Linked DNA regions of Mus musculus: region 2 is linked to region 1. Evidence: chromatin loops called from intact Hi-C (ENCODE). Cell type or tissue: left cerebral cortex. All regions are shown on one strand. Links, peaks and the distances in the headings refer to the core of each region. The heading gives the core; the rest is flanking DNA.

Region 1 (5,080 bases), core at 654-4,653:
GCATGTCCATTGGTGTCATCCTGTTCTGGTCTTGTTTAGGCAGCCTTGTTGGTGAGACTTCATGGGTAGAACTTCTCTGACATTTCTAGGAGATAACCTCTCACAGCAAACTTACTGTTCCTCAGGCATTTACACTCCTTCTGCCCCCTCTTCCACTATAACCTCTTAGGTGCAAGAATTATGTAGATGTATCAGTTAGGCCTAGGTACCACGTAGTCACTTCTTTCTGTATTTGGATTGGTCTATGCTTATTTCAAGGAGATGTTTATTTGATGTGTAATTAAGACCTGTACTTATCTGTGAGTATAACTATTTAGAATGTAGTTAGGAATTACGCTGGTTCAAGAAAGTGATAATAGTAGGTTCGTCAAGGTCCATGACTTCATGAGCCTTGGGGATTTGGCTGGGTTTCCAATACCAGGTCTGATTTCCCTCCTGTTGAGTAGGCCTTACATTGAATTGGAGAGCTGTTGGCTACCACAAAGGTATGTGTGTCACTTTAGCATCCTTAGGATAGCATGCCATGCTGGCACTAGTCAGCATGTGTTTTAGTTTGTAGGTATAGCTGGCTATGAGTACTGGTTGCTTCCCTCACTTTGGAAGCTTACCCGGCCCCCTCTGATATCATGAAAGCTAATCTTCAAGGAAACAGCATTTAGGTCAAATCTAGCTCAGATAGGAGGCAGAGTTTTTGTTTTTTGTTTTTTGTTTTTTTGTTTTTGTTTTTTTTTTTATAATGAGCTTCCAAATTCAGCTTTTATAGAGTGGCCATAATTATACTGACCCTGTACATACAAAAGTGAGTCCTGCTGCTCTGGGCTTCCAGGAGCATCCGGTCACTAGATTGTTACTGCAATTCTGTACAAAGCTTTGTTCCTGGCATCTTTCCTTCTGGCTTAGATGGCTTCCTGACTTCAGTAGTCTGACAGCTGGTGGCCTGGCTTGGCCTCTTCCTAGTTCATCTTCCACAGTGACCTCTCTCCAGAGAGGTCATTCTGAACTGGAAACCTGTACCTGCCACTCCACTGCTTAAGCTCAGCCGCTGGTGACAGTGATGGTGATGTGCTGATTTCGAGTTCACGTTCCGAGGCCTCTTCTGCCTCTCCAGGTCCATCCCAGGTCACTCTTGACTCCCACTTTGTGACCCTGTGGAGCTATCTTTCCTATAATGTCCTGTGTTCTCTGTTTTGTCTTATATTTGAGTCTTTGTTCACAGCCTCTTCTGCTGCAGATGCTTCTACTGTGCAGTGAGTTCAGCAACGGTCTTTGACTCCTTTCCAATGTTACCTCTATCTCGTTAGGTGCCCCTTCTCTGTGCCCCCAGAACAACCAATGGCTGTCTGTCGGCATGCCTGCAAATTTGCGTTGTAATTATCTGTTTATTTTTCTGTCTCCTTCACTAAATGCTTGCATTTTTGCCAGATCAATGTCTATATATCTTTCCATTCCCATTAGTGTCCCAGTCCCTAGCATGCTGCTTACCACCTCATGGGCACTCATTTGCTGGAGGAAGTAATAGACAAAGGAAACATGATCGTAAGAGGGGGATCAATAGCTCCATCAGCTTAATTCACAAATGAAGCAGCCCAGACCCCAAGAGAGGCAATAGTCCTAGAAACCCTGTTTGCCAGAAGGAGAGACAGAACTTTAGCAGGGTAAGGGAGCTGCACTTATCCTTTCCTGGAGTGGAGAGTCTCCGCTTGCTTGCACACCTGCTGAGAAGGTATTCAGGGTGTCTGTTTAGACAGCCCCCCCTGTGGTTGCTCAGCCCTCCTGGTGTCCTGAGAGACTGTTCATTCCTTCTTGGGTGATTCTGAAACCAGTTTTCTGTGATTTACTTTTGTCTTCTGTTGTTAGGCATTTCCTCTTGTCAGAGAAGAAACCTTAGACTTCCTACTCCCTGGATAAATCACCCTCAAATTGCCCCTGCCTCCTTCAATCACTAGTAAAAATGCAAAACTAACCAGATTCTTGGCTAGAATATAGTATTTTCCGTGCACTATCTAATCCAAACCTCCCAAGGCACAAGTTAAGAAACACACCCACGATTACACATGGAGGAATCCACAGATCAGCCTTAGATACCAAGGAGTCCAACTCCAAGATCATGGCCTTAACCACCTCACAGTCTCCCTGCCTGTCTGAATCCTTCTGTTATTCTGCAGGGAAAAGCCAAGCTCATTAGAGGCTCATGATCTCCCCCACCCCCACCCCACCCCCAATCTCTTCCTCCTGTAATACCAGCTTCGTGGAGACCTAGCAGATAGCATCCTCTGAGGATTATTTTTAAAAATGAATTCCTTTCTCAGCTCTCCTCCCTCCCAAGCCCCATATGATGAACAAAAGTTGCCAGGTTGCTGGCTCCACACATGGTATGTTATTCACGGGCTGCTCTGCTGCGATGAGCCAACTCATTAGTTTCAAAGCTGCAGATTAATCTTACATTTCTGTTTCCTGGAGGTGAAAGGTCATTTTTTATCTCCTTAGCTTTATCCACCACCCAGGAGGAAATTGGATCTTTAAGCATGAGGGACCTTTCTCCCCACGAAGCAGCTGTTCGAGCTTCTCTTCTATGTTTTGAGTGAAAAACGGATACAGAGAACTGGAATTGTGTGTGTGTGTGTGTTTAAACCAAACCAAACCAAACCCAAAAAAAAAAAAAAAAAAAAAAAAAAAAAAAAAAAAACAGAAGAGCATCTTTTAAAAGTAAGAGAAATCTTGTAAATTGTGGGGCAGGGGGAAAAAAAAAAAAAAAACAACGAGGAAGAGGCTAGTGCAAGTAGTGTTGAGAACGTTAGATACAAAACAAATGCTCCCCAGCAAGATGAAGTTGGTAAGATTTAGAAGGCGAAGGCCTCCCTCCCCTCCCCCAGCTCAGAGCTTTGCACTCGCCCTCTGATGCCGCCTAGTGGTGAAATCTAATATGGCACCAGCCCGAGAGAAGAGATGATTATTCAAGCACCACCTCCCAAAACACGGGTAGATTTGGGCCTGAGAGACAGCAGCTGGATGGTTAGCTTTAGAAATCATACTCGTACGATTGCTAACAAAAGGTAGACGCTTGTAAGGGGGCTCTGCTGCTGTGGAAGTGGTTCATGTCCATGAAACACTTCAAGCTTGGTCTCAGTTGCTTTCCAGACCGTTGAGGAGCCGGCCCTAGAGAACAGCACACGATTCCCAGGTTGTGCTGCCCCAGTTAGATCGCCATTTCTCCTGCGTAGCCATGGCTGAATCAGAGTTGCATTGAGGAGGGAAGAAAGCTGTATTGAACTCTGCTTGCTTGGGCTCACTGCAGCTATTGTCTGGCACTTAAGGCTGTAATCAGAGTGAACACACTGACCACTGTTTATTTTCCCCACCGGGCTTTCTCCCAACATTTTCTCCCATCTCCACAGGGAGATTTGGCATTTAAAGAGAGCGTGGGGGAGGGGAGAGTGTGGCAGAAAGGTTGGGTTCTTCCAGAGAATAAAGAAAGCAAAGGCTCTTTATAACTGGAGATGTTTCTATGTGGCGAATGCCCTAGAGGAAATACAACATGCACTGAAGCATTGACATGATACTGTCCCATGAGGCATCAAGTAACCTTCTTGCAACACAGCATCCACCAAAAATGCCCCATAATGAGGCTGAGATGTCTCAGTGGGTAAACCGCTTCCGGCACAAGCGTGAGGACTTGAGTTGAGATCCCCAACACCCATGTAGAAAGCCAGATGTGACAGCGCATGCTTATAATCCCAGCACCAGGGAGACTGAGATAAGAGGGTCCCGGGGCTTGCTGGCCCGCCAGGCTAACTGGATTGATGAGCTCCAGCTTCAGTGAGAGACCCTGCCTCAAAAACTAAGATAATGATGGAGGAGGATACCAGAAGTCAACCCCCAGTCTCCAGAAGTGCACCCCACCCACCCCACCCCACTCACAAATAAAATAATAATAATGCCCACCGTTATCTTAGAACTGAGTAAAGACACCAACTACTAAATCAAGCAAGGACAGAGAACGGGGATAGGAAAGTGGGATTTGGAGGAAGAAAGCAAGCACAGCACCTGCAGCTTTGGATCACTTAGTTCAGCACTATATTCAGAAGGGGCTTAATGACCACATGAAGCACGGGCACAGAGACATGTTTATCACCTGTCATGCCCCCAATTCAGGTCTGTTCTCCTTAAAGGACAATCATGGAGGGATATCAGTGTACTGGAGACTAGAGAGTCCTGTGTCCATGCAAATCTTGGGGCTGGCAAAGAAAGAATTGGGCTAATTGAGAGCCAACCATGGACTCAGCAGCTAGCCGATACTTTTCTCCTCTGGGTTGAGCTGTACTTCGAGGAAAGATGTTGCATTGCCAAGTGGAGGCCATTAGCGAGCCAAATCTACCTTGCAAGGGAGAGCAGTCAAGGCACAGACTTCCTGATTTTGATTACTGGAGTCAATACATGGTCTTGTGGTGATTAGCTCCTAGCTCTTATTTATACCCTCTCTAGCTACATGGAGATGAGAAACATCTGAGTCCTGGCTTAGTATAGGCTTACTATGGATTTAATATTCTACAATCCATTCTGGGGATGGTGAAGGAGAATAAGTCATTTTGTCTGCTCAGCATCCTTTATATTTCTTTCACTGCCAACACCATGATTTCTTCTTCACATTCAGCCCTATGGTTTTCTACAGGCTCCTTTCCTTTATTTACTATCCGGGTACTAGCATCTGGTTCATATCTGCCCAACTGAAACTGAACTATCCACAGGAAAGTCTCTTTTGACCATAGTTGTTAGCAGATGGAATGTGTGTTTATCAACTGTGATCTAATAATGACACTTAACATATCTTCTCATAATTCAGTGTCATAGGACAGTATTTGTTATCACATTCACATGTCTCCAGGTATCCAGAGCACCACTACTTCTGGATGTACACTTGTGGTTATGAGTGGTAGCTCTCTTCTCACAGTCTTTGCTTTCTACTGAACTAGCCAGCTAGGTGTGGTGTTTGCTCATGACAATTGCTAACATTCAAGCAAGCAACAGAAACAAAAGAAACCAGGAGATTTCTCTTGAGACTTAGGCTAAGACCTAGCGCCGT
Region 2 (5,080 bases), core at 528-4,527, 120 kb before region 1:
TGTATTAGAAGGTGCTTCCCTAACTCGAGTCGGGTATGAAAAATGGCCAAATTCTAGAAACCATGCTTACTCAGTACTGTAGTCATATAAAAGAAGAAAGAAGATTAGCTCAAATGAATCTTGATAAAAATCTGTAAGAAAATACAATTTTAATTTTCTATGTTTCTTATTTTAATTTGAAGTGCACTAAACAAATATTAACTTTTCCATTTCTCTTATTTCTCTATGCAAGCATAGCCAACAATAAGATAATTTTTTAATGGCTTGTGTAATATTTTAAAGGTCACATTACAGCTGAAAATTTTCTCACTGCTTATTAAGATTGCTTTGCAAACTTCTGGTTTTTGTGGTTATGTTCATAGTCTCACCCTGCTGTGCAAAACAAGGGCTACTTGATTTAGATAATTATACAATATTTGCATAATCTATTGATAAGTAACTATGCACTGATTGGCAGTCTATATTCAAATATTTTCTCTTGAGAGGGTGCAATTACAAAGGTATTGGCTCAGTGGTTAAGGGCACTTATTATTCCAGCAGAGCTCCTGGGTTCTGTTCACAGCACCCACATGGTGGCTCACAATCACCTGTAACTCCAGTTTCAGGGATCTGACATTCTCTTCTGATCTCTGTGGGCACCAGGCACTCATGTGGAGCACATTCACATATGTATGCAAGACACTCATGAACATAAAACAAATAAATATTTGGCTGAATATATCCCAGAGACCCAGGATAGAACCAAACATGAGTGGGGAAAAAAGTCAATAAAATGATTCCTAATGGGGGCCAGGTGTGGTGGCGCACCCCTTTAATCCCAGCACTTGGGAGGCAGAAAGTAGGCAGATTTCTGAGTTCGAGGCCAGCCTGGTCTACAAAGTGAGTTCCAGGACAACCAAGGCTATACAGAGAAACCCTGTCTTGAAAAACCAAAAAAAAAAAAAAAAAAAAAAAAAAAAAGCATGATTCCTAATGACACTCTGTACTACTCATAGATCGGTGCCTAGCCCAGCTGTCAGCAGAGAGGTAGCATCCTATCTGCATCGTTATGGTTGTGCTGCTGGGTGTTCTCGTGGGATTCCTAACAGTGGCAGTGGAGGGCATCTCTGACTCTTTTTGCCTGCTCTTGGGGCCCTTCCCTCCTACTGAGTTGCCTCATCCAGCCTTGATGTGAGTGAGGGTTTGTGCCTAGTCTTATTCTAACTTGTTAAGCCATGTTTGGCTCATATTCCTGGGAGGCCTGTTTTTGTTTGTTTGTTTGTTTTGTTGAGTGGATTTGGGAGAAGGTTGGAGAAGGAATAGGGGGTGGGAGGAGTAAGGGAAGGAGGAGGTGGAGGGGAAGGGGAGGGGTGGCTGTAGCTGGAAGGAGTGGAGGGAGGAAAGTGTGGTCAGAACACAGCATGTAAAAGAAAAGCAAAAAGAAAAAATGTATAGCTAGACTGGGGAGATAGCTTAGGGGCAAAGCACTTACCAGGGTAAGATTCAGAGGCCACATAAATCCAGATACAGTAGCAATTCTAATGTTCCTGTGGCAGGATAGGAGACAGAGACAGGACAAACTCCAGAAGCTTATGAGCCTGCTAGCCTGGTATATACAATACTGAACATCAAGAAACCTTGTAAGAATGCCTTCTGATTGTGTGTGTGCACATGCGTGTGCGTGTATGGTCAGGTGGATGCCCACCTCGGGGCAGTTGGTCTTCTGTTATCTAAGAAAGCAAACATATCAATCACTAGACAAGAACATACCCTCATAGCCATGCCTACAGGCAAAGCTGACGAAGGCAATTCCACAGTTGAGGCTACTCTTCCTAGGGAGCCCTAGTTCATCTCAAACTTACAAAGGCCAACTAGCACACATATGAATGAACCCTGAAAAGTATGCTAAACTCTGAAAGAAGCTAGTCGAAGCTGACCGTTGATGACTTACTGTGTATAAAATCTGTACAACAGTCAAGACTGCGAAGGCAGCAGATAGACCAGGAGCTCGGGAAGATGGGCTGGAAAGCAACAGAGGTGATGATGTGGATGAAGAATCTCATTTCACTTTTCTACAGACCAAAAAAATAGATAAATAAAAAATAAAGGGCCCCCCCCCAAGAGTCACAATGGTTGAATGATCCTGCTAAAAATCATAGAACTGTCCATTTCCCAGCAATGACTTTTAAAGTATGTGAATTCTGTCTCAAAGGTGTTGAAAAAAACTACATGGGTGGGTGTTGAGGACAACCCCCATAATCTTCCCACTTTGAGGGTAGTTATGATGACTCAAGACGAAGTTTCGGGCTCTTTTTTGGCCCAGTTCTACCTCTCATCTGTCTGCTGCTACAGACATGGCTTTTGCTTTGTTTTGGAGGAATGAGTGTGGTGAAGGGCAGCAAGGCAGGGAAGTCCCTCCAGGAAGTTCGTGTACAACAGAGCCACCAGCTCACACACCAGGTTCCCTTCATGTTTTTGAAATTCTCTGTGGAGTAGTCCCTGTTTTGAGAGCCCTCTCTCGGTAGATGGGAATACTCACAAGGCGGACTATTTTGTGTCTTGGTCTTTAAAAAATAATTTAGTCAAAGGAAGATGGCAGAGAAGGAACTGGCTGTGGGTGTGGGACAGCGGCATCTCTGAATTGTTCCCCTTCTCCACAACTAATTAGAGTCTCCATTTAACTAGCTTGCCTCCATCTGCCGTTCCTTCTTAAATTCACATACTAACAGAACACAAGATTGCATCAGAATCCAAACTTACCGGATGGGTTCATACGGCAAAGCATTCAGGGAAGTTTGACGGTGAGAGGGGCTTTGTCCAATTAAAAATTCAATTAGCTGAGATGCTATGGGTAATTTACATCTTACTTATTATATCCCTCCTGCCTGAGTTAACCCAGGAGTCAAATGCTTTAGCAAGTGCTAAAAATAACATTTTCATGTACCCTGGAGAGTCTGAGGACATCACAATTCACTAGGGAAAGCCAGGCAGAAAGCTACATGTAGAACCCATATAGCTCTGGAGTGTGAAGCGAAGTTCTCAGGGGGAAAAATGCACACCTGTATTAGGTGTTTCAAATGAATGACTGACCTGCATGACTATAGAGAGTTCAAATGTTAGAGACCAGAAACAAAATTGCCTTGAACTCTCTTTAGCCCTGTTGAAAGCCACTCATTGCTCACCTTAACATCCTTGTGACTATTAAACCCTTTAAAATGCATTTTTAAAGTGTGTGTGTATGTATATATATATATGTATATATGTATGTGTAATACACACACACACACACACACACACACACACACACACACATATGTGTGTGTGTGTGTGTTTTGCCTGCATGTATGTGCACCACATTGGTGCCTAGTGCCCATGGAGACCAAAAAGAATGCATTGGATTCCCTGGAACTAAAGCTACAGAAGGTTATGAGCTGCCATTTGGGTGCTAGGAACTGAACCCAGGTCCTCTGGAAGAGCAGCAAGTGCTCTTAATCACTGAGCCATCTTTCTAGCCCTAAACTGGATTAATTCCAAACCTAAGAATGTCAACTATATAGTGGCATATAGTCTCCACGAATGTAACTGGTGAATGCCTTGATTTCTGAATTTCTGTGTTCTATAATTAATAAAGTCTCATATAAACACTTCCATAGTGAACATGGTATTTGGGGTCATCTGAATCTCTGTTTCAGGGGCGTGGCCACTCATACTTGGCTCCAGAATAAACTCTCTCTTAGTCCCTTTAAGGTGAGAGCTGTGCTTGCATTGAGAAGGGGGAAAGAAAGCTTTCAAATACCGAGTTTAACATGAATACATCTGTTCCCTGTGCACTTTCTAAACTTTAAATGTTGCAAGTTCTTCCCAAACTTCTAGTTAAAAGAAAAACATAAGGTTAATAGCTCCGACACTCACCACCTCCCTCAGGCAAAAGACCCAGGCAGACTAGTACACACATAAACAGATGATGCACTGAGCACCTTGCTCTAATTTCAGTTGTATATAGATTTCTCCTCAAGTATCTACAAATGCGTTGCTTTGTTCTGTGGCCACTTCAGACCTGCAGCCATCCCTTCATGGTTACAGTTGGTTTGTGTTTTAGACTTACAAAGATCTAAACGACAGCTGACAATGTGTAAACAGCACAAGATCTGGAGGAGTTCATTCATTTGAACACCAGAGACACTGTCCATAAACTAGGAAATAAAAGGCCATAAAATTTTTATCATGCTAAAGTTTCATGGCTCTTGTGAGTTAAATGAAAATATTAGTGAAGGCTTTATAATGAGGCCTACTTGTGCTCGGGGTAGGGTGGGGTGGAGTGGGGGTGTAATTCTTCCTCCCACTTGGTGTTCCAAATGACTTCCTAATTCCTCTGCTTCTGGGCTAACCACCCCCACCCCACTCTCTTCCTAAGAACCAAATGCATCTCAGCCTGTTCCCAGGGCTGTGGCAGAAGGGAGCCCTCCTGTGAGGCTGGGACCACCCACAAACAGTTGGCTCCCTATGGACAGGAAAACCCAGAGCACACAGGGAACATGCTGCCTGTTTCTGAAAATGGGCAGGTCACTTGAGTTGAGGCAGTCAGCTCTCCCAGTCGTAGTGCACAGCCCTCTCTTACAATGGCCACTTTACATGGCCAGAGTTCATGCTACCTAGAATAGCTGTTCCCATGCTTGGCTTACCAGAGCACAACTGCTTATATAGATTAATAAACTAAACAGACACCCTGGATATACCTCCACAGAAGTCTGGACACAGCAGGGCCTGCCTAGCCAGGTCACTGCAAATTTGCATTCAGAGAAGTTTCCCAGATAATGTGGATGACAGCCAGGACCGAGGACCACTAGTAAAGGAAGGAACTCCTGGAAGGGAGATGAAGTGGACATGTGAGGAGCGACATGTTGTTCAACACCAGCAGTATAGGATTCTTTCTGCGTACCTTTGGAAAGAGAATATGCATCCTAGGGAACATGAAGTCGGCCAGAATGTAATTTTTTTTATTTTATTTTAAGCCAAGTCTTAGAAGTGAATAAGCTTGGCTTCTGGAACTGGCAGACCCAAATTCTAGTTCTTCCTCTGCTACAGGGAGCTGGGGAGGCTC

The links. A loop is a pair of places that touch in the nucleus more often than their neighbours do. Peaks named below come from ENCODE experiments on the same cell type or tissue, not always from the same donor. Only the 100,000 strongest peaks of a DNase experiment are listed, where the experiment ranks them.
Region 2: it touches region 1 in a loop (2.6-fold over the local background); 1 of 42 quality-filtered maps calls a loop at or near these places.

Annotation. Positions count from the first base shown.
Region 1 is chr6:92,725,412-92,730,491 of GRCm38, forward strand. No RefSeq gene overlaps it. Among named protein-coding and RNA genes, the nearest start is that of Prickle2, 22 kb to the left of the region's middle. In left cerebral cortex, for the core only: a CTCF peak has its summit at 2,917 (motif pointing left); DNase peaks (open chromatin) are centred at 2,049, 2,357, 2,913 and 3,210; H3K27ac peaks cover 1,871 bases.
Region 2 is chr6:92,600,949-92,606,028 of GRCm38, forward strand. All of the region lies in intron 2 of Prickle2 (prickle planar cell polarity protein 2), which reads right to left. Among named protein-coding and RNA genes, the nearest start is that of Prickle2, 100 kb to the right of the region's middle. In left cerebral cortex, for the core only: a CTCF peak has its summit at 2,504; DNase peaks (open chromatin) are centred at 2,572 and 4,490; H3K27ac peaks cover 1,003 bases.